Regions from separate parts of the Homo sapiens genome. Here region 2 is linked to region 1. A link is a loop called in an ENCODE intact Hi-C map of the cell type or tissue named here. Cell type or tissue: K562. All regions are shown on one strand. Links, peaks and the distances in the headings refer to the core of each region. The heading gives the core; the rest is flanking DNA.

Region 1 (12,484 bases), core at 2,119-10,118:
TTGGGCTGATATTGCTCTATGGGTTTGCTTTGAATGAGAGGCCAAATATGTGCAAGCATAATGGCAGATTAACTCTTTAGTAAACCAAAGGGACAATTTAATTGTACTTCATCTAATAATTCAATGTAATTTTTAAAGAACTCTCACATTCCGTTGAAATAAGACCCAAAGAAGACTCTGAAGACAAATAATAATTTTGAAGTTTCTTTTTGTGAATTAGCAGTGAATGAAAACTTTTGAATTATAAAGTACATATTCAGTGCAGAAAAAAATGTAAATATATAAAAGAACAAAGCCAATGATGAAAAAGACACCAGATTCTGTCTGTTAACTTTTCGATGTGTAGCTCTTTAGTCTTTTCATGTATGTGTTTTCACCAATTGAGATCCCTCTTTATTATTGTATGTTGTACGTTTAGGCTGATTCCAGTTTTTCACTGTTATAAATAAGATTGTTTTTCTTTTTTTTAAGAGAGCATCAATTGCTCAAAATAGATTTAAAGGAAAAAATGTTACATACTTTTGATTAGACCTAGAGCTATTCTTGACACATGGTAGCCATTGGACAAATAGGAATTATTATGATTACTGACAACCACACATATGTGCAGCAAAGTCAATAACTATTTTGTTGACTATCCATTGGGGTTGCCATTCAAATATTACAGAAGTTGCCCTGTAGGTGTCACATTCAGGTATATGGCTGGAGGGTTTAGCAAGCCTTGTCCCAGAGGGTTTCACAAGGTGGAATTTACTTTTCTATGGCTTTCAAACCTTAAGAGTTTGCAGAATGTGTATCCATCTACATAGGATTTGGAGATGGCAACTCACATAACTAAACCCAGTAGAGAAGGCTGAATTAATACAAATTTATTAATTGGCAATATGATATATAACTGCCAGGAAGATGGTGCATTTCCATCTGTACAACCAATATATCCTCTTCTGTAGTCAAACAGCTAGCAAGAAAATCAGAAGTTTACAAACAGACAGAATCAGAGATGATTTAAATGTGTAGGCAGCCTTGTCATTCAGATAGGTTACTCTCTTTCCAGGACAGTTCATACAGTCCATCTCCAGTCTTGGTACCATATAATTAGCTACAGAAGATTTTCCTTTCTAAACACCCTTTCCAGGTCATCTTGATTGGAATTGTGTGGGTTCCAATTGTAAGGGTTTATGTTACATATTTGTAAATGACATCTTGGTTTACTTCCTCAGATGGCTGTTCACGTTCATTATATGGGGATACTGATACTTTCTCCAGGGGTAACTGGGTACATTTATTTCTCTTTATCATCATATTTATCAATGATCCCTGTTGGGTTGGCATTTCAGCAGACAGCTAAAAGGTTTAAGTATTTTATTATTAAAATATTTAGAGAATAATTAAAAAAAAATAGAGATGGGCTCTCACCATCTTGCCCAGGTTGGTCTTGAACTCCTGAGCTCAAGCGATCCTCCTGCCTCAGCTTCCCAAAGTGCTCTGGGATTACAGGCATAAGCCACCATCCCCAGCCTAGAATCAAATTTTAAAGGCTACAGACATACTCTGAAAATACCATTTGCTTAACAAATATTCACTGAGTACTTACTGAAAAAATAAAAGGAGTAACTCATCAAGTCTAGCAACTGTGAGACTTGTCTAATGGCTCAGAGAAGCTGCCATTTTAAAATTGTGATCTTCCCTGGCAGCTTCTGAATTTTCTAAAGGGAGAGGATTTGGCCCAGGAATCCAATCTCGGGCCACTTTAAAACATACTTGGTGGTGGCTCATGCCTGTAATCCCAGCACTTTGAGAGGCCAAGGCAGGTGGATCACCTGAGGTCAGGAGTTTGAGAGCAGCCTGGCCAACATGGTGAAACCCCATCTCTACTAAAAATACAAAAAATTAGGTGGGTGTGGTGGCACATGCCTGTAATCCCAGCTACTCAGGAGGCTGAGGTACGAGAATCACTTGAACCCGGGAGGTGGAGGTTGCAGTGAGCCGAGATCACACCATTGCACTCCAGCCTGGGCAATAAGAAAGAAACTCCATCTCAGAAAAACAAAAAACAAAACCCATACCTGGTTTGGGACAATGCAGAGGTAGTTGTGTGGAAGTGAGTGGAGCATCATCTAAACTCTGGTTTTTTGGGGGAGGATGTGTTAGGGACTGTGTGAATATTGAGGTCTGAGTCTAAGAGATCATTCAGTGTGATCAGGATGAGTGTCTCCTATGCGTTTCTATGTGATTCTTCTATGTGATTCTAGATGGTATCACAATAAGACCAAATATGATTCCCTTCTCCAGATAGGGAAGAAAGTAGAGCTGGAAGGAGCCTGGTGGGCTGAGAAAATGAGCAGCAACCTGCAAACTGGAGTCTGGATGAAGTTGAAGATTAGGTAAAGTGTGAGTATGAGATTGGGAGTTTAGGAGACAGCGCAAGATGACAGAAGGCTGTGTTTAGATCTGCAAGAACAGTGGAGGAGGTCCAGAATGATACATTTTCATGATGTGGTCATGAGAATGAGTTCTTATTCAGAAGCTAATGGATGGTATGAAGGGTGTTGGGAATATTTGTTGCTTTTCTCTAAACTCTTTTATCCTCCAGAAGCCCTAAAGAGACCTTCATCTGAATGTCTCATTAATCCCCGGCCCAGGCAGAATTCTGCATCTTTCTCCACCCAGTCCGATCTCCATCCTGCATTGCTGGTCCCAGCACCAGCCATCCAAGCCAGAAATCTGAAAGTAAGTCATCCTCAACATCTCCCTCTCCCTCACTCAAACACAATCAATCACTGAACATGTTAATTCTATTTTATAAACATTTTGCAATTTCTTTTCCAACTCTCTATTTCCACTGCTGTGGCCTTGGTACAGATAATTATCACAAGCTCTACCACTCTGCTCTTCTCGCCAACAGTCTTCAAAACCTCCAGTCTATTCTGTGCTGTCCCCACCCCCATGCTGGGTAGAATGAGCTTTTTCCTTCAGTACTTCAGCCTCCACTCCCACTCCCTCTGCAGGAGCTTCTCTGGACACACCCTGCTGTCAAGCCACACTGAACTACTTGAAGTTGCCAGAATCTTCTACATTTCTCCCTGGTCCAGTCTTTAGTTCAAAGACTGCTCCCTTTGCCTAAAATGCCCCTCCTTTCTTTTTTCTTCCTGGCTAACACCTGTTCGTGCTTTAAGGTCAGGCTTGTGGTTGCCTCTTCCAAGCATTCCTTAGTGACAGCTTTCACCCTTTCCTCCCTGCTTGAGATCCTCCAGACATGCTCCCCAGTACTCTAGCATATGCTAGTAGAGAACTACCTGCCCTGTATTGTGAATACAGATAGATTTGTCTTTCTTCCCCATTAAGTTGTGAGTTCGTTGAGAGAAGACAGTGAGTCTTATTCAAATTTGTATTATATTGCCTGGTTTGAAGTCTGACACATACTAGACCCTTAATAAACACCCACGGAAGGATAAATGAATGAGTGAATCCAGGGAAGATCCATCATAACTATAGTTCTTTGATCCTGTGAAGCCTCTCCCTTTTTGCACCATGATCATTTTATGAAGCACTGTTATACACTGTTAGATCATGTCTTGTCTGAACACTAAATCCTCATTAAAACTTCTTTGTCATCAAAGACTGAGACGGAAATGTAGTCAAGTGTCTTCATCTTTATAGATGAAGAAACAAAGGCACAGAGCAGTGGAATGACATGCAGGGGCACATAGTGGGGCCAAACTGGGACAGGATTCTGGGCCCCTGTGTCCTGACTCCCTGCTTTTTCCAACTACTACGTGGCTGCCCCTCAAATACCTGTAATTGCAAATACTTTTGATTGTGTTTCTTTGAGGAATGCATAAGCTGCTTTTTCTTTTTATGGGGTCTCACTCTGTCACTCAGGCTAGAGTACAGTGGCATGATCTCAGCTCACTGTAACCTCTGCCTCCTGGGTTCAAGCGGTCCTCCCACCTCAGCTTCCTGAGTAGCTGGGACCACCGGTGCATGCCACCATTCCCGGCTAATTTTTTGTATTTTTGCTAGAGATGGGGTTTTGCCGTGTTGCCCAGGCTGGTCTTGAACTCTGAGCTCAAGTGATCCGCTTGCCTCAGCCTCCCAAAGTGTTGGGATTACAGGCATGGACCACTGCGCCTGGACCATGATGTGCTTCTAACCTCAGGAAACAAACATTCCCACCTGTAGACAACTTTGAGTAGATGTTTAACCTTTCTCTGAAATGATTTTACTCTGTATTTCAAGCAAGAGGGTTAAAAACAGAGTGCCTTCCAATTTGGCTGCTTCTGGCCTCCTCTGTGCACTCTAAAACTTTCGAGGAAGGAAAAGAAAGCTTCTCCTTTCACTTGGCTAGGAGAATGAACATGGTCTGAGATCGGATTGCCTTCATTGGGTACTATGCCTCCTTGGTGTGTTTTTATAAAAATCATTCACATGAAAGTCACAAAACTAAAGCATTTGGTGCTGGAGGTGGGTGGTGGGTGTTCATAAAGTAAAATGCAAAGCTCAGAGCTGTTCCCATCTTTTTTCATAGTAATATGGATTGCTCTTCAAGCCCAATTTGGTTTTCAGGCTTGCTTCTATTTTCCTCTTCCATTCTCTCTACTGATCTGCAACATCTGTTAAAAAATGATCCCCCCTGATTTTTTTCTTCAGTTTATTTCTCTGATCACTGTGCTTACTCTTGTGGCATGTACACGTTTAGCAAGTCAGCGTGACTGAGGTTTCCTTTAGTTATAGGGCATAACCCAGTTTAGATATTTGCTTTATTTAATTGCTGCATTCAAAACACTGTTGGGCATTTCATATTAGTATTTTTTTCAGTCTAAAGATCACCTATGCTTATATTAATATTTTAAAGAGGGTGTTTTGTAGATATGGCTAGTCTGTTTGTCAGATGACTGCCTTTTATCATCCCTCAGAAGTTTTCATATTTCTTCTTGTAAGTGATTGTTAAGGATGTGTACTCACCCAAACAATATCATAGAAAAAAGCCAGAAACCTGAACACTGGAAGGTAAACTGATGGCAAAGACTTTCCATTTTACTGAGGCTTCTAAACTGCTATGTTCCACTTTGAATCATAGTTGCACCTTGTGTGTATATGGTATGTGTGTGTATGTGTGTATTTGCATGTATTAATATTTGTATATAAATGTGTAAGTATAGCCACCATGCATGCTTGTTGGGGTATCAGAACAAAGCACCCTCAGAAATATATAATCTACTAAGAAAAGAAACAATTTTGAGCACTGTGGGGAAATTCCAAGGAAGTCTAATCAAGATCACTGTATGACCAGATATCTCTTTTTTTTTAATGTCAGGTATTTATCACAGAATTTTAGCCTTCTTAAATAAAAAGACATACCAAATATTTACTAATAAAACATTCTGAATCAATTTCTGGCCCACTTACAGTTGAGGGAATAATGAAAGTTCTAGGTGATGAACCTGAAGTTTGTGGTTATGCAATAGAAAAGAAATGATTCTAGGACTGATGATGCACTTGAATTCCATGGTGGCTCCACCTGCCAGCCTCACAGATTCCCTTCCCCGGACTCAAGCTTCCGGTAGGGGGTGCTGTTGTCTAATATAAGGCCTATACTTTGCAAGAGAATTTGGTTATTACTTCAGGTCATTTCTAATCTTTACCGTTTCCCAAGATTTCATGTGTTTAAATTGATATTGGCTATTTCCTGTTAAGTTTACTGTGAATTTAATCTTATGCTACTGTTTAATACATTAAAGTGCCATTTTGGTTGCTGCCACTGCACTGATTAGCATTAAATTTCCCCAGAATGTGTTCTGAATATCAGTGAGCTTGTTCAGGAAAATGAATAATAATTTTATTGTTTTTAAAACAATGAAATATTTGATTACTTTGTAAAAATTCATGAAGTGAACTTTGATGAGGCTTGGGAATCAAACTAAGACTTTTAGAGGAATTGAACATACAAGTTTTGCCTTTAAAATTTTATTTTTCTGCTGGTGGAGATGTGTTATATTTGCATTTTTGAGCCTGAATAATTTTAATTCCATTTTTATTGTACAAACCCAAGAGGAACATTTGCTTTGTTTTCACTGATTAGTTATACAATTATTCTCTTCAGATATTACATGAACCATGAACCATAATATTATATTTCTTGTTAATACATTTTGGCAAAAGTATTTACATGACAACACAATACATAAATGTAATGACTTTCTCAAATGAGTACATTGTTGCCATGAAGCAATCACCTTTATTTTAATACAAGTAAAATTCATTAAAATTTTTCTCAATTAGCAAAGTGACTTTTCCAAATGAACTAGCGAAGGAAAAACATTTCTTGTTTTATCCTAGCTCAGCTGATTTGCTTTTTATTGCCAGATGTCTGTTTGGGAAGGAGAGGAAAAAAGAGGAGTGTTTAATTTTAATAAACTCGATGCAATGCTGACTTCTAGGGGATTAGGTATGGTTCTGATACACTTAGTTCCCTTTCAGTTAGTTTCAAAGTAAAAGTTAAATTTGAAAGCAAAAGCCTTTGAAGCAAAGATACTACTTTCAAGACTCTCTCATGTTGAAAGTTAAAACTTGGAGAACCAAATGAACAAATCCTTTGAATTCCAAACTTAATTTAAACAAAAGAATATTTTATTTTTCTCCTCTCACTAAAATGTTTAAATCCCATCATAAGTCTAATAACCAGATTATGTCATTTGACACAGACAGTTGAGTTGAGCCCTGTATCTGTAAATGCAAATGTAGCTTTTTGGGAAAAAATATAATTAACTTTGAATTTGCATTTACATAGCATAGATTTCAGATTAATTTAACTTAACTGCTCCTTATGAAGTAATTGTTTAGGCCTAGTTTTGGTCATTCATTTTATGTGTAGAATGAAGATATCTTTTTTTTCCTTAAGTTAAAAAATAAATGACAATACCTGTGTACCGACTGAATGACTCAGAGTATCGAATTTGTAAAGTATGTTAGATTTTTTTTTTTTTTTTTTTGAGACAAGGTCTTGCTTTGTCATCCAGGTTGGAGTGCAATGGTGCGATCTCAGCCCACCGCAACCTCTGCCTCCTAGGTTCAAGCGACTCTCCTGCCTCTTCTCAAGTAGCTGGGACTAAAGACGCCTGCCACCATGCCTGGCAAATTTTTGTATTTTTAGTAGAGGGTTTTGCCATGTTGGTCAGGCTGGTCTATTAGATATTCTTAATAAAAATGTGAAGTCTAAGAATATTAATTATCCTATAAGTTTATGTGGCCCTTGCCTTTAAGATACTTAGCAACACAGAATCTAATTCTTAGAATACCTGATTAGCATTCTTCGGATGGATTGTTAAGTTGCCAGTTAAATAATATTTCTAAGGGAATAAGGTTAAGAATGAAAATTTCAACTTCTAGTAATGTTTACCTAGGATAAGTGACAATTAATATTGTCTCTGTCTTGTAGGAAGCTAGATTAAGATGTTAAAATAAATTATACATTAATCATGAAGAAAGAAATCAATATATTTCTCCTTCCCCGATCTTCCAAATAGCTCTTAACTTTACAGAAAGAGTCAAGCCGTAAAAAAATAACAGCAATAAAGAAGAGGCACATGATAGACTCCAGTTAAAGGAGCCAGGCTCCATAGAAAAATGACTGATCATAGAGCTGATGCAGGGAATATACACCATGAACCTAGAGCATCTTGTAAAACCAGAGGGTAAGAAAGTGCTCAAAGCACAAAAACAGACAAAAAAAATGAGGCATGTCAGAGGAACACAGTAGCCAAACTAAAGCTGCCAGTGGACAAACCTGGAATAACTTGGGCAACAAAATAAATAAGGTAGTATTAAATTATAACCCAAAGTATAAAATAAATATTCATGAGTCAAAGCTTGAATAAACAAACAAATAGGAGAAGCTCAACACCACCCCTCAAGTAGGTAGAGTTTAACACTCCAACCCTTGAGTTTGAGCTGTGCTTGGTGACTTACTTGTGAAAAGCAGAATGTGGAAAGTGGAAATAAGTAACTACAGCGGAGAAATGTATCATCTGGCTCCAACACATCATCAGTGAAAAGTCATATTGATAGCATGTTCTCTTGATATGATGAGAATGGCACTTTACCTTCATTGTCTTCCTCCCAAATACTCATAACCCCAGTCTAACTGACATGGTTTGGCTCTGTGTCCCCACCCAAATCTCATGCTGAATTGTAATCTCCAGTGCTGGAGGTAGGGCCTGGTGGGAGGTGATTGGATCATTGGGGTGATTTCTAATGGTTTAGCACCATCCCCCTCATGCTGTCTCATGATAGAGTTCTCATGAGATCTGGTTGTTCAAAAGTGTGTGGCACCTCCCCGCTTCTCTCTTCCTCCTGCCCCAGCCACGTAAGACGTGCCTGCTTCCCCTTCACCTTCCGCCATGATCGTTAAGTTTCCTGTGGCCTCCCCAGCCACACTTCCTGTACAGCCTGGGGAACTCTGAGCCAATTAAACCTCTTTTCTTATAAATCACCCAATCTCGGGTATTTCATTATAGCAGTGTGAGAATGGAATAACACACTAACCATGATTAAAAAAAAAATAGACAAACCCAAATTGAAAGACATTCTACAAAACATCTAACCAGGAGAATGTGAGAAATTGTCATAGACAGAGGAGGTTAAAAAGACATGATGACTATATATAATGTGATATCCTGGAAATATGACCCTGGAATAGAAAAAAAAATTAGTGAAACTGAAGAAACTGTGGAATTTCGTTAATAGTAATGTACTGGTGTTGGCTCCCTAGTTGTGACAAATGAGCCAGGAGAAACTGGGTGAGGGGTATAATAAGAGAACTCTGTACTGTTATTGCAACTTTTCTGAGTCAAAAACGATTCTAAAATTTAAAAATTTGTTTAAAAAAGAAAAGGTATTTAATATTTCATTTCTGTTACATAGATCTTGATAGGTTTGGGGGGAAATTGGAGATGGAGGATAGGAAAATATGACACAAGAACTAATTCTGTCTCCAAAAAGCATACATGATTTGTGAAAAATGCCTCCCCGCCACACCCACTCCCAAAGCTTTCCACCCTTCTGGATATTAGTGATCATATTGTAAATTGGGTTTGAAGAAGTCCATGTTTTGTATTAAGCTAATGGTTAATGTGATGGATTTGCCTGATCTAGCATAGGCTGGAACTGTGATTCTGATACAACCTGGACTGGCACCTGTAATTACTGTTGTGCTGGGGATTACCTTTGCCTCTCAAATGTGTAGGCTCCATCCCCACTCTATTGGTCTATTGAATTCTAAGTTTTTTTTTTTAACTGGCTTTCTCTCTCTCTCTCTTTTTTTTTTAATGGAGGACCTCCTTTAGAAGTTTCATTGAAAAGAATACATAGGGAAGAAAATTTTGGAGAACTTGAATCTCTAAATGTCTCATTTAAGTGATATTTTGATTGGGCCTAGAATTCTAGAATATAAATTATTTTCCCTCAGAATTTTGTAGCATTATTCAACTTTCTTCTAGTTTTCTGTGCTCTCTTAAGAAGTCTGATCCAATGCTGAATCTTGATTGTTGATGTCTAACGTTTTCTCCCTTTAGAAACTTTGTGGATCTTCTCATTGTTCTCTGAGTTCTGAAATTCAAAATTATGAGCCACGTATAAGTCTGTTTTTATTTATTGGACTGGACACATACCAGGCCCGTTGAGTGCAGAAAGTCATGTTCTTAATCAACTTTGGAAAATTCTCATGACCGTTTTCTGTTGGTGATTTCTACCTTTCCCCTTTCCATTTTCCCTGTTATCCCATTATTCAGATGTTGAATCTCCTGTATTTCTCCTCTGGTTTTTAAATAAATACTCTTATGTTTTCTATTTGTCCTGACCTGAGGGTCTCCTGACCTTGGGTGACTCACCTGCCTCGGCCTCGCAAAGTGCTGGGATTACTGGCATGAGCCACTGCGTGAGGGTGCCTCTTGTGTTTTTTTTTTTTTTTTTTTTTTTTAAAGAAAAACACCCTTTCCTGTTATTTTTGTGTGTTTTGTTAAGGCTGACAGAAGACATGCACATGTTCAACCTGTCATCTTTAGATAGTGATCCAATATGTCTTTATAGAGGGCCTACCATGGACTGGACTGTGCTAGGAACAATGGGGAATATAAAGATGTTCCCTCGAGTCATGAAATTGAATCACTGTCAGGACTCAGTTTTAACCTGAAATTTAGAATTGGCCTTAGGAAAGACTGAGTAATTCAAGATGCTGATTTTCCCATGATTGAGGTCAAATCAAAGATGGAAAAAACATAGTGTAATAATTGTTAGAATGAGTAAGAAAAATCTTCCTTAGGTACTTTATGTATTGAGATTTCTACATGCTGTAGTAATTTTTTTCTTCTTTTCTTTTACTATTCGACCCAAAAAACTAATTAAGATGAAAAAGAGAAAAACTTTTTTTTCCCCCTGAGCATTTTCAAGATAGTCTTGTGAAAATAACTCTCCTTTGAAGGGGTGTTAAAGTCCCCCAGGATTCAAATATAATAAACTTGATGTCACACAGTCAAATGTCCATAGAAGCTACCTGGGTGTAAATAAAGAGAAGCAATAGAGCAAGAGACATAATATATGGCAGAAGGCCCTTGACCTTAGAGTTGAGGGACCACAGAAAGCAGCAGGAACTGTGGAGAACTGAACAGGGCATACCCTATTTAAAGAGGGTCCTCGCTATTGAACTTCAACCTCTTGCTGCTTTGTGGAAATGAACAATCCAAGTTGTCAAGGGAAACCAGAAATCTGTGTTTTTAATATGAAAATTTAAAATAAGATATTAAAACAAAATATTAAAATGTTAATATGAAATAGCCCAATTAAAACATTTTAAACATTAAAAAGTAGCTAAACTTTTTTTAAAAAAATACTGTGCAGGCCAAAGAAAATGTATTTGTGAAGCAGGCTGAGTTGTAGGTCTCCAGTTTGCAACCTGTGCCATAGTCTTCTATTTGCCCTGGATTCATTTTTCAAGATTATATAGGGCCATTCACAATTGTCATGGCAAATGTAGCCCCAAAGATTGATATTCATCTCTGGAAATATTAGGCTTAGCAGGATGCAAAAATGGGAGATTCCGACTTACTAAAAAAGTGGGCCAAAAATCCTATATGCTGTTTGCCATAAGAGTTACACTATTTTTTCACAAAGAGTTTTGACTCCATTTCTCAAAACCCGCCAGCTTTTTCACAGTGCTTCTAATCAGAATTGAATTTTTTTGTTTTTTTTTGGGGGGGGGGGACGGAGTTTCACTCCATCGCCCAGGCTGGAGTGCAGTGGCACAATCTCGGCTCACTGCAAGCTCCACCTTCCGGGTTCACACCATTCTCCTGCCTCAGCCTCCCGAGTTGCTGGGACTACAGGCGCCTGCCACCACGCCCAGCTAATTTTTTGTATTTTTTAGTAGAGACGGGGTTTCACCGTGTTAGCCAGGATGGTCTCGATCTCCTGACTTCGTGATCTGCCCGCCTTGGCCTCCCAAAGTGCTGGGATTACAGGCGTGAGCCACCGCACCCTGCCTCTGATCAGAATTGATCTTGCAATGCTGTACAGCTGTATATAGGAGTGAAGAAGCTCTCTATCCATTGTTAGGAAAGGACTGCCAATATATATTCTTAGGTGAAAAAAATCAAGGTGAGGAACAATGTCTAGTGTGCTACTTTTTGTGTTAAAATAGAGGAAAATAGAGACATATTTGTCCATTTGCTTGTATATGCATGAATAAAATCTAAAAGGTTACGTTTTAAAAATTAGGAACGACCTGTGGGGTACTGGGCAGATGGCCGGGCGCGGTGGCTCACGCCTTAATACCAGCACTTTGGGAGGCCGAGGCAGGCGGATCACGAGGTCATGAGATTGAGACCATCCTGGCTTACATGGTGAAACCCTGTCTGTACTAAAAATACAAAAAAAAATTAACCGGGCGTGGTGGTGGGCGCCTGTAGTCCCAGCAACTTGGGAGGCTGAGGCAGGAGAATGGCGTGAACCCGGGAGGCGGAGTTTGCAGTGAGCAGAGATTGCGCCATTGCAGTCCAGCCTGGGTGACAGAGCGAGACTCCGTCTCAAAAAAGAAAAAGAAAATGGGCAGATGGGAACAAACTGGAGAGAAGGCGTTCATTATATACCTTTTCCTTGAGTTATGATATCATCTTTTTGAAAAGTTAAATTAAAAATTATTCTATTTTTAGCCACGTGCAGTGGCTCATGCCTGTAATCCCAGCAATTTGGGAGGCCGAGGCGGGCGGATCACTTGAGGTCAGGAGTTTGAGACAAGCCTGGCCAACATGGTGAAACCCCGTCTCTACTAAAAATACAAAAAATTAGCCAGGCATGGTGATGCATGCTTGTAATCCCAACTACCTGGGAGGCTGAGGCAGGGGAATCGCTTGAACCGGGAGGCGGAGGTTGCAATAAGCTGAGATTGCACCATTGCACTCCAGCCTAGGCGACAAGAGTGAAACTCTGTCTC
Region 2 (12,484 bases), core at 1,667-9,666, 130 kb after region 1:
GAATCATGCATTTGATATTTAAAAGCTAATGAATCCAACTGATAGATAGTAGGAAAATTTTATTGATATATTCATTGCAAAATAGTTCTTCAAACCAAATTTTGTTTTTGCCTTTGTACTCATAGTTTCTTGCCAGTAAATGACTGAGTGATTGCTACAGTGAAAACACTACTTGCCTACAGCTTTGCTCAATTAATTCATAAGGACTACATAGGTAATTCATTAAATCTTAATGAAGATTGGATATAGAGGAGTATAGTAGTTGGATCTAAATCTGCAGCTCAAAAATCAAATCCTAACCCCTTAGACTGCCAAATCCAGAGAAAAGTCAAGGCCCTTTCTCTCCAGCCAGCGATGGCTATCATCCTAGAAACCTACACTGTTGCATGGTTTTTCCTCTGCTTGGAATGCTCTTCTCCTACCTACTTCCCACCCTCAGGTCTCGCACTGCAGCAATTCCTTCCAGAAACTGCTCAAGTGTCTCCATGAAGCTTTTGGCTACTGCCTCCTCCCCAAGGTCCTGGCCCCTTCCTCTCCACTGCCAGGGCACTACACACACACAGACACACACACACACACACACACACACACACACACCCGTCCACGCAGCTCTCATCACCTCTAGTTTCCATGATTTGTTTACTGTCTGTCTGCTCCTTACCTGTAGTCTAGTGAGCTCTCACAGTCTAGCACAGCATTAAAAAATGGTTTGTTGACTGAATGACTTACTAAAATAGATGAATAAACAAACGGATGGTTGAATTTGCTCATGAGATAAGGGTACCCACCACCCAGCATGTGTCTAGCACATAGTACACATAGGAGCAATGACCATCTCTGATGTTATTACTTTTACTGAATAGTTATCAGACATTGCATTCAGTGCTTTAATGAGTCACTCATTTATGGTAATCTTACTGCTATCCATATTTTACAGAAGAGGTAACAACCAATAGCTCACAGCGCAGGCATCAAACCCATGCTGTCTCATTCCAAAGCCTATGTACTTGGCAATATTAAATAATCTACTGCCTTTTTCTATAGGAGGCAGTCAATACTTGAATGAATGAGTGGATGAATGCTTCCCCTCTATGAAAGAAGCTATGGTAAGTAAGAAGTTACAGTAAGCACCTACCACCAGGTGCACAGCAAGTGCTCAATAAATGGCAATGCTATTGGCTTTGTTATTTTATCATACGGTCTCCCTCAGAATGACCAATCCAAATACCATCATTGAAAATAAGACATGGTATTAGGGCTGGATTGAGATATGCAAGCACCAAGTGTGTTGAAAATCATGGTTCAACATTTGTTTAGTGAGGAGTGATCAATACTGGCAAGGATGTTTTGTCTTGCTTTGTTTTGTTTTGTTTTTATTTATTTATTTTTATTTTTTGAGACGCAGTCTTGCTCTGTCGCCCAGGCTAGAGCGCAGTGGTGCGATCTCGTCTCACTGCAAGCTCCGCCTCCCGGGTTCACACCATTCTCCTGCCTCAGCCTCCCGAGTAGCTGGGACTACAGGCGCCCGCCACCACGCCCGGCTAATTTTTTGATATTTTTAGTAGAGACGGGGTTTCACCGTGTTAGCCAGGATGGTCTCAGTCTCCTGACCTCGTGATCCACCCGCCTCGGCCTCCCAAAGTGCTGGGATTACAGGCGTGAGCCACCGCGCCCGGCCTGTTTTCTTTTCTTTTCCCTTCTCCATTTTAATCTCTTCTGAAAGGTGATCTACTTTAGTAGAAATGGAACCATGTTATATTTTGTCCTTTGTGTTAGGATGCATAGACAAAGAACTGAGTTCACTGACAATATATTTCCATGGTTTTTGTTTTTGTTTTGTTTTGGTTTGTTTGTTTGTTTGAGCATTTCTAATATATAAGTGCCACAGGTATTTGTCTGATTGAACCACCCTATAATCTGGCCTTGAATAAAGAATGATATTATGACAAGTGCCACAAAATGTCTCAAATGCCAGTGATCTACTTGGCTCAGAGATTCTTAGCCCTAGTTTTGAATCAGCTCATTTGGGGAATTTAAAAAATCTTCAGATACCCAGCATCCAATCTCAGAGTTTCTGATTAAGGAGAACTGGAGGGTTGTGGTTGACACATGTACTTTAAAGTAGCTCAGTCCTATGAATCGGGATGAGAAGACTGTGTCCAGAACTAAGGAGACAAAGTACATACAGGCCTCTTCTGTGTCTGGCATATAAATATAAATACAAACCTTCCTTACCTTGAAACCCCCTAATTAGGATGGCAGATAGAAAAAGACAGTAAAGATTTATTTCCAGCCTTGTCTGGGGGAGAATGGAATCTGACTGTGACTATGCAAATCATTTGCACAGACCTATTCAGTGGTTTCACAAATTTGGCTTTTTATTGGAATCACCTGTGGTAGTTTAAAAACGAATCCGCAAAAACCATAATCTGAGTTCATGGGCAACACATTTCTGTGGTATTTTTAGCATCCCTAAGATATTGATGCCACGGGCTCCCATCCCTGGTGATTCTGATCCAATTGATTTGGGGTGTGGCCCAGGTATCAGGACTCTTGAAAGCTCCCAGGTGATTCTAATGTGCAGAAGAGTTTAAGAACCACTGGTCTGTTTGAAGAGACTGCATCAGACATGGAATAACTGACTCTGTTTGGCAATTTCCTTTCAACGAAGGTATCCTCTTGGATTGCTCTTTCTGCCACTCTCGAAGCCTAACTCTCAGTAAGCAGACCTCTGTTTCAAAGGCAAGAAGAAGGGAGTGCAGTGAGTACAGCTAAAATGTAGGATTCTCTGGTTTCCTAGAAGTTCTAGATGGGACCTCTGGAAGATTTTGTGGAGGCACTTTTTTGATATGTACCTTTGCTCCATCCTTATTCTCACAAAGAGAGCTCCTGACTTTGTAAGCTAAGGTGTTAGGCTGGCCAAGAGAAGTAGTCCATTTGACAGTCAAAGATCTCAGTAAAACTGAGTACGGCAGGGTTATGATTTATGTGGTAGATTAGTATGCGCCAGCTCACGAGGGCCTGATCACCCTCTGGTGCAGTAATAAAACTCTGATTCAGAGCCTGCAAAACTGAGAACCAGACCTTGCTTTCTCAGTGATCCTAACAAATTGCCATCCTATGAGGCTTGTCAAGAAAAGGACAGCCATCCCAGGTCATCTTTTGTAAAGAATGACCTGGGAAGCATCTCCAAAGCATTTACTCTGCTAAATAAATCAGGGCACTTTGCTCCCTTAGCTGAATGCTGAAAGTTATAGACAGGGATTTGGTCAGACCTAAGAAGGAAAAAAACCTGTCATCATGGAGAGAAAAAAGAAATAACTGAAGGATCTGTTTGCCACCAACATGAACACCAGTCAAAGGATGGTGTGTCTGAAAGGGAAACCATGAGACAGAGTGATTCTAAACCAAATGCAGGTGTCTGAATGACCTTCTCATTGCTGAACCCATGAAGCTCACTAATTAAGATGACATCCACCTCTGCAGGGAGTAATTTCAACAAAGGAGTCTTCTCTTCTCTCTCTAACTCTTCCTCTTTTCTTCGTCGATCATGTAGCCTGCCTAAATGTCCCACTACTAAGGCTTGTTATGATATAAAATACAAATATTTTGGGAAAGAGTAATATAATAAGCCTTCTCATGAATGTATGTATAGTGATTTCCAACCCTGGCTACATGTTAGAATCACTTGGAGGAGAGGAGTTGTTTTTGTTTGTTTGTTTTTAAATACTGATGCTAGAGCTTCACTGTCAGAGATTCTGATTTAACTAGTTTAGGGTGGAGCCTGGACATTGTTTTGTTGTTGTTGTTTTAAGGTGATTTTTAATATGCAGCCAAAGTTAGGATCCATTGGTCTAGAGTGTGGAAAACATCGTATTCTTCCTGGAGGGCAGATTTTTATTGGGAAGGAAAGAAAACTGAGTCTTTAGCCAAAAGGAGGTAGGAAGAAGTACCTGGGATTTTTATAGGAGATGGGGAAAGTGGAGGTTAGGAAGAGAGGTAGTGCTGAAAATAAACTTTTATTTGTCAGTTTTGCCTAGGGCTGGCTCTGACTCAGGACATAATAGCGATAAGAAGCAAGGAGGAGAATCAGCTTATGAGAAAAGTGCATCTTCATAAATACATTTTTTTTTCTTTTTTGAGAGGGAGTCTCATTCTGTCGCCCAGGCTGGAGTGCAATGGTGCAATCTCGGCTCACTGCAACATCTGCCTCCTGGGTTCAAGTGATTCTCCTGCCTCAGCCTCCTGAATAGCTGGGATTACAGGCACCCACCACCATGCTCAGCTAATCTTTGTATTTTTGGTAGAGATGGGGTTTCACCAGGTTGGCCAGGCTGGTCTCAAACTCCTGACCTCAGGTGGTCCACCTGCCTCAGCCTCCCAAAGTGCTGGGATTACAGGACTGACCCCCTGCTCCAAGCCATGAATACATGTTTAAATCTGTCTCAATAAGAATTCTTTTAATTATTCTTTGAGTTTCCAACACTGGAAGCTGACCACCTTCAACTAAAGCAGTTTTAGTTCCTATAGCACTTGTTCTTCCTGGATAACTCTAAAATAAAAAAATTAGCAAGATGGAGAATTAAAATATGCCTCTGGGAGAGTGGTGAGTGTTCTGCTTAAGGATCTCTCAGGATAGTTTATGTAAGAACCTTTAAGTGTGCTCTCAGAGAAATAAGTCTCAATCTGTTATTGTGAAATGACTATGTAAACATCTGTCTGTTTTTTTTTTTTTAAAAAAAAAACATTCCAGTTATATCTTGTTTTTGTTTGCTTCTCTATCGTTTGCTGGCCAAACAGCTTGCCCCTTGCCCTGTTGTCTTGTTACTTTGCTTGGCATGAAGAATTTTAATGAGTTTTATTGGTTGCCCTCCTGACTTTTGTTCAGAACCATTTCTCAGGGCTGCTGTTGTACATCTGTTCCTCGGCCTCTGAGAGGCAGTGTGGCATCATTCATCGAGCTTGTGCGGCCTGGGTTTGAATCTCGGTTCTTTGACCTTGGGCAAACTTTATTGGATTTCCATTTCCTCATCTGTAAAATGGGAATGATACTAATACTACCACTCACAGAGTTGTAAGAATTGAATGAGAACACATATGAAAATTACTCTGTCAACCACAGCATGCTGTGCAAGGGATTTTTCTCCCCCTTCATTGGCCCATCCCATGGGGAAGAACTGTTAAAGTTCTTCAGAAGCACATGAAAAAGGCTAGACTATTTGGGGATATTTTTATGGCATCAGCTCCTGGTCTATGCAGCATTTCAGAACAGAATTACTGAGATCATCCTCTAGCCTGCCTGAGGTCACAGCTCATGGGTCATTGGCACCAGCCTCTGGGAACATCATCCACTGGATGCTCTGCCCCAGAATCTGGCATCAGATTTGTATGGGCTACTGGGTTTTGTTGATCTCACTTTAGGTAGGGTTCTAGATTAAGTCACTCTAGCTTGTGATAATCAGACAGTGAGCTGTGTAGATTTTGAGGATGTCGGACCAGAGTTTCCTCTTAGAATCAACATCTTAGCTGTAGTCTACTCATCTCTCAGCCCTTAAAGGACCCCATTCTTGATATATAACTCCCTGGGGATATGAGAGTCTACAAGGCATCAATCAAAAGCAAACTTCAAGCAAGAGCTTTATTGTTAGGATTTGCGGTTGTTCATCAATATTACGTGATGGAATCTGACATGTAAATACAATTCAGGAGGAAACAGGAGTTTATATTTTCCCATTCCAAGGCTTTCCTAGTGTTGATCTGAAACAGCAGTGATTCTCAAAGTATGATGCCCAGGCCAAGCAGTATCAGCATCAACATCAGCACCAACATCAAGAGAATGTGTTAGAAATGCAAATAAATCACTGGCCCCACCCCAGATCTCTTGAATTACAAACAATGAGGGTAAGGCTCAGCTATCTGTGTTCAGCAAACCGTCCAGGTGATGCTGATGCTTATTAAAGTTTGAGAAGCACTGATCTAGAAACTGTGGCCACCTGTGTTTTCTTTTGGTTCTTTAGAAGTAGGGATGATGACCTTCAGGGGGTTCTCTCAGGTACCTTCATTATAGTCACCCCCTTGGGGAATTAAGCTTTATTTGAAATATATTGGTTGCTGTCTACTATACTGATAAAAAGTTGTAAACTACTTGAATTTGCAAACTATGTCTTTTCTTAGAGTCTACCTCGATTCTTTTAATCCAGTGAATCCCGGGGCAAAACTTTCAGCCTGGTTGGTATTAGAGGGAGAGGAAGACAGTATTAGGAGGGTAAAATGAGGCATTGTCTGGAATTCTGTAGTTCACGAATGAATCCATTGAGGAGTGGGAAGATGATTGGGATGCCAGAGAAGAAGTAAGAAGCTGTGGGTCCTGTTTACCTAGATAGTTGGCTGTGACAAAGGACTGGTTTGATTAGAGTCATAAATTGTTTTTTAGGCCAGGCATGGTGGCTCAGGCCTGTAATCCCAGCACTTTGAGAGACTGAGGCAGGCGGATCACATGAGGTCAGGAGTTTGAGACCAGTCTGGCCAACATGGTGAAACTCTGTCTCTACCAAAAATACAAAAATTAGCTGGGAGTGGTGGCACACACCTGTAATCCCATCTACTTGGGAAGCTGAGGCAGGAGAATAACTTGAACTGGGAGGGACAGAGCGAGACTGTATTTCAAAAAAAATGTTTTTTTAAGTTAGTTAATTTATTTTTATTATAAATGGATCTAATTTATAGTTGTATATATTTATGCAGTACAAAGTGATGTTGTGATTTATGAATACAATGTGGAATCATTAAGTGAAACTAAGTAACATATCCAGCACTTCAAATACTTATTACTTTTGTGATGAGAACATTTGAAATTTACTCAGCAATTTTGAAGTTCACCACACTATGCAATAGATCTCAAAAGAACTTATTCATCATATCTAACTGAGGCTTTGTACCCTTTGACCATCAGCTCCCCATTTCCCCCATCCCCTCACCCCTGGTAACCACCATTCTACTCTCTGCTTCTATGAGTTTGATTGTTTTAGACTCCACGTGTAAGTGAGAACATGTGGCATTTAGCTTTCTGTGCCTGGCTCTTTTCATTTAGCATAATGTTCTCCGATTTCATCTATTTTGTTGCAAATGATAACATTTCTCTTTTTTAAGGCTGAATAGCATTGCATTGTCTATATCTGCCACATTTTCTTTAACCATTCATCTGTTGATGGACACTTAGGTTGATTCCATAACTTGGCTGTTGTGAGTAGTGCTACACTGAACATGGGATGCAGGCATCTCTTCCACATACTGATTTAAAATCTTTCGGGTAAATGTCCATTGGGATTGCTGGATCACATGATAATTCTATTTTTAATTTTTTGAGGAATATCTATACAGTTTTCCACGATGGCTTTAGCAGTTTATATTCCTGTTGTGGGAAGTCAGGGACCCCGAACAGAGGGACCTGCTGAAGCTGTGACAGAAGAACGTAAGTTGTGAAGATTTCATGGACATTTATCACTTCCCCAATCGATACTCTTATAATTTCCTACGCCTGTCTTTACTTTAATCTCTTAATCCCATCATCTTCGTAAGCTGAGGATGTATGTCATCTCAGGACCCTGTGATGATTGCGTTAACTGCACAAATTGTTCGTAAAGCATGTGTGTTTGAACAATACGAAATCTGGGCACCTTAAGAACAGGATAACAGCGATTTTCAGGGAACAAGGGAGATACAGTCTGGCTGCCTGTGGGCCCGGCAGAACAGAGCCACATTTCTCTTATTACCAAAAACGGGTAAGAGAAATATCGCTGAATTCTTCCCCCAGTAAGGAATATTAATAATTAACAGCCCTGGGCATTCCCACCAATAGAGTCATAATTTTGATTCAGTTCCAAGGTTTAGACATGTAAAGAACAGAGACCAGGACAGCCTGCCTAGTTGAGTTTAATTTCTGATCAGAATGTTATACACGTGGAAAGCATTTCCTTTATTTTTAAAGCCACTTTAACCTCCCTGAACTAGAGACAATGTAACTTAGGAGAAAGAGGACTGACTTGTGTGCAGAGCCATGTGTTCTAGTCCTGCCTTCCTACCAGCTTGCTGTCTATCGTGGGCAAGGCAGCTCTCTGGACCTTTGTTCTCACAATTGCAAAAAGGGGTTTGACTCCATGATCCCTCAGGTCTCTCTTCCAGCTCTGAAGTTCATGGATTAATTCCTCCATATCCCAAAAGCACTTGGTACTCATCTCAGTTGTCTGCTTTCCTCTTAATGGCACAAACCATTTGATCCCACCTTTTCACCACATCCTTTTTCTTACAATGAATCATGTTTAAATGTGGCGAGAGGTGCACAAAGACCCTCAGTCCTGTGTGGTGGCTCCAAGGGTTGGCTTGTCACAGCAGCCTTCAGAGGCCCAGCAGTGGACATCCAGCACAGAGCCACACGCAGCTTGCCTGCCAGAGCCCTAATGGCCAATGAAGGAGCTGTGATCAATGCCCTGTGCTCTGGAAGCAGCCTGACTGGCTGCCATAGGATTCTCCATCTGAGGAGCGGTTCTCTCAGAGTGTCGTTTCATCAACTTCCTGGGTTCAGCTGCTTTTACTTTCAGGACTCACAATTTTGGGAAGAAAAGCCTATGATTTCTCTTCCTGGGTAAATGTGCATTTTGTTATCTGACCTCAAGAAATAGCATGAAATTAACTTATTTCCCCTACCCTTGGTTAAAAGAAATGTAATTTTGTTCTGTGGCTCTTCACACGTTTGGTAATATCTGACCATAAATAGTTTTAGGAGTAGAGAGGGTCAAGCAAATAAAACAGCCTTGCCCATAGGCTGGGAAAAAATATTCTGCCCAACAAATTTAAATTGCCTTTCCTTTGATCATAACGCATATTGGTGGCCTGAAGGAGGATAGTACCAGTGTGCTGAAGGCTAAAATTTCCATTTCTATCACTTTTTCTTTACCCACTGGAGTGGCTATCTGAAGGACTGCTGGTCATATTCTCTCTCTAAGTAGGGCTCTGTGTCAGTTTCTGCTTTCAGAATGCGCTAGAGATCTGAGTAAAATGGCACTTTTTAGCAATAGCTAGTAATGTATGTTTTCTTGTTTTGCATATGATCACCCCTCTGATATTAATATCTGACTGGTCACATTAGGGAGCATAGGAAAAACACTTTTCTTACTTTATTATCGTTCTTGAGCCCTAAAAGATTGTTTCTCAGGTTCTAATTGATAAGACAAAGAGATATTCAGGACCCACAAATTCAAAGGCAGTTTCTGAATGTTATTCAACTCTAAGATTCTATGAGATAAGTCCAAGACTAAGTAAGATTTCCCTCTTCATTTAATAATGAACTCAAGACTCTGCTCTGTGGTAACAAGCCCTGTATCAAAGTTTTAATGGTAAAGTGAAAATGCTAGATTCTTTCATTTCCTCGCCAACAAATATTTAAGGGAGAGAGACAGTGATCTCTGGCTTTTACCCCATTTTAAGCCTTTCTTTTGTCATCATTACCCATTATAATGTGACAAGTGGGGGCTGAAAAAAATAAATTGGCTAAAATACGGGTCACAGGGTTGCAAGAAAAGGGCCAGAGCAAGCTTGTTCGACTAGCTGCTGAGTACCAAAAATGAACCATCTAAATCCATCCCTTTGCCAGCTTTGGTTGGCACCACCTGTGGTGATTTTTTCACTCTGGCTTATGTTATCAATAGGAATAATTCTAGGTCTGGTGACTGTCTAGGACTGACAGGACAATGACAGCAATTCCAAAATTCTCCCAGATAATTGCCTCTCCTTTCTTTGGCCAGTACTGAGATTGGCCTGGGAGGCTCCTGGAAGGTGGGGTCCCACTCTCTATGTCCCTGCTTCCCAGAGTTTTTCCCTGAGGCCTCACCCTCATCCTAGGGAACATAAGAACTTTGCCCGGGCCCATCTGAGCATGAGAGCTGGGGGAAGACAGGACCCAATTGCCAATCCTGGTATATTCGAACTAATGAGGGCTTTCTCTATTTAGACTGCTAGCACAACTAGAAGTAAGAAAATGCTTAAGTTATTTTTAAATTGAGTTGCAAATACAAGTAACATACTTCTGAAAGAAAAGTTCTAATTTTCATTAAACCTTTAATTTATTCTCTACCTCATTTTCTTGTTGCAGCTTTACATGATGGTGGGTTGGGGAGGTTTTCATGATCTCCTTTTTTTCAGATGAGGAACCTGAGGCACAGAATAGGCAAATGGCTTGTCCAAGATCACACAGCAAGACAGCAGTGGAGATAAGAGTCACTGCTTTTGATTAGCCCAAATCCTTTTCCACCTGTACCTTGAAGCAATGAATGTCAGGCAGCATGTCAGTTATATAGGTGAGATGCTGACCATTTTTTTCTCTTCCCCCACACAAAGAAGTAATCCAAACAATGGTCTAGCATTAATAAAAACAGAAATACCTTGTTAAAATAACAAACATAAATTGGACTCAAAAGATGACAGATTTTGTATGTGCCCAAAGTTTCAGAGATGGTTTTATTCATGGCCATGAGCCCAGCACATGCTTTTGTAACTTCCCAAGCTTTGCTTCTTCAACCCCAGTATGCTTCAACCTCAGGAAGTCCTCCTTGTTACCCTCTTTAAGTTCATAGGTAAAGATGTGTTTCATTTTGTTTATTGAGAATGTTTTGAAATTATTTTGTGTCCAGGAGAGATTGGAATGGATTGGAAACCATTAAACTGTCTCATTATTACATAGCCAAATGCTATTTAAATGAGCAATTATTTAAAGTAGTCGAAAGCAGTATTTTTTTTTCCTCTAAGGAAGAATCAATTTTATCACTATTTATTTCCCCAATTATTTTATCTTCACCTTCAAAGAAATGGAGTTTTTTTGTTTTTTGTTTTTTTTAAGTTGAAGTCTCACTCTGTCACCCAGGCTGGAATGCAGTGGCACGGCCAGGGCTCATTACAGCCTTGACTTCCCAGGCTCAAGCAATCTTCCCACCTCAGCCTCCTGAGTAGCTGGGACTACGGGTGTGTACCACCATGCCTGGCTAATTTTTTAATTTTTCATAGAGACTGGGCCTCACCATGTTGACTAGGCTGATCTTGAACTCCTGGGCTCAAATGATCCTCCCACCTCACCCTCCCAAAGTACTTGGATTACAGGCTACTGCGCCTAGCCAAGGTTTATATTAACCTGTTAATTGCTTTTCTTCATTTATTTTTTATTATTTAAATCAACCAGGAAAATATTAATCTTTCTAGTCTGAGACTGTGGGAATAAAGAATGAATGATTTGATCTTATGACTTGAGTACACTCTGGAGAAAGTAAACTGGTAAAAATATCTTAGTATCTAAGTTCAAGTTTGAGTTTTCAATGATTTGACTTTAAAGTACAGGAATAAAAAATCAACTGTTTAGAACAGTGTGTCCTGAGTTCCGTACATCAAGTGTAGTGTTTTCGTTAGGCTTAGAGTAGACCTACTAAGAAGCTTCTTTTTGATAATAAAAATCCATGTTGCAAGCTGTGTCCCATATTTTTCATCTAGGACAGGGATAAGCAAACTTTTTCTATAAAAGGCCAGATAGTAAATATATTAGGTTTTGCGGGCCATAAGGTCTCTGTCACAACTGCTCAACTCAGTCACTGTAGTGCAAAAGTAGCTGTAGACAATATATAAATAAAGGAGAATGGCTGTGTCCCAGTAAAACATTATTTATAAAGAAAAGCAGTGGGCTAGATTTTGGCCCAAGGGCCATGGTTTGCTGACTTCTAATCTAAGAATTTCTTCGGGTAAATTTGTTATATTATTCTGCACTGGAGGAAAAATATGAAGGTCAGTCAGCTGTAGACAAGAAGCTATCACTTCACAACTCTGACTCCTGTGATTCAGTCTCCAGAACTATACTTTAAAAAGAGAGACTTCCTGCTCTTGAATTAGGAATTAGAATGAGTGATTAAGAGAATTTTAAGTGATTCGTTTAAAAATACAACTTTTAAATGGGGTTTGTTTCTCATAAAAAATGTATTACATATGTGCATGTTTATGTATATATCTCCATTGTATACAGTTATCTATACTTCGAAAATATACCTGTCTAATATGCTGGAAACTCTATAATCACTTTTGCAAACTTTATTTTTGTTAGCTACATTCGCAAATAACAAGACTGGGTCCCTCCTTGTCCTTCTCTAGGCACCAAGTGAAACAAACATCCCAAATCCACCATATGTCTGATTCCAGAGTTGGTCGGCTCCAGGTGAGAGCTGTCCACAGGGCAGCATGTGGGTATCTGTCGTGCTAAGACTGCCCCCTGCCAAAGTGGTTGTTTGCTTGGTTGTTTGATCAAAGTAAAGAGACGGTAATCAGAGCCCAGGTCATGAATGCAAGAACTGGAGTCTGGTAAGGGCTATCAAATGGACAAGTTAGGTAGATGGATAAGAGAGGTTTAGCAAACTGAAAGAAGGAAGATGGAACAAGGTATAATACTGATAAGAGA

Evidence for each region. Hi-C counts contacts between places; a loop is a spot of excess contacts. Peaks named below come from ENCODE experiments on the same cell type or tissue, not always from the same donor. Only the 100,000 strongest peaks of a DNase experiment are listed, where the experiment ranks them.
Region 2: it touches region 1 in a loop (2.8-fold over the local background); 2 of 110 quality-filtered maps call a loop at or near these places.

What each region holds. Positions count from the first base shown.
Region 1 is chr14:57,310,505-57,322,988 of GRCh38, reverse strand. No RefSeq gene overlaps it. Among named protein-coding and RNA genes, the nearest start is that of AP5M1, 48 kb to the right of the region's middle. In K562, for the core only: a CTCF peak has its summit at 5,568 (motif pointing right); a DNase peak (open chromatin) is centred at 5,548.
Region 2 is chr14:57,175,445-57,187,928 of GRCh38, reverse strand. No RefSeq gene overlaps it. Among named protein-coding and RNA genes, the nearest start is that of EXOC5, 87 kb to the left of the region's middle. In K562, for the core only: a CTCF peak has its summit at 4,932; no DNase peak of the experiment used is centred there; H3K27me3 peaks cover 384 bases.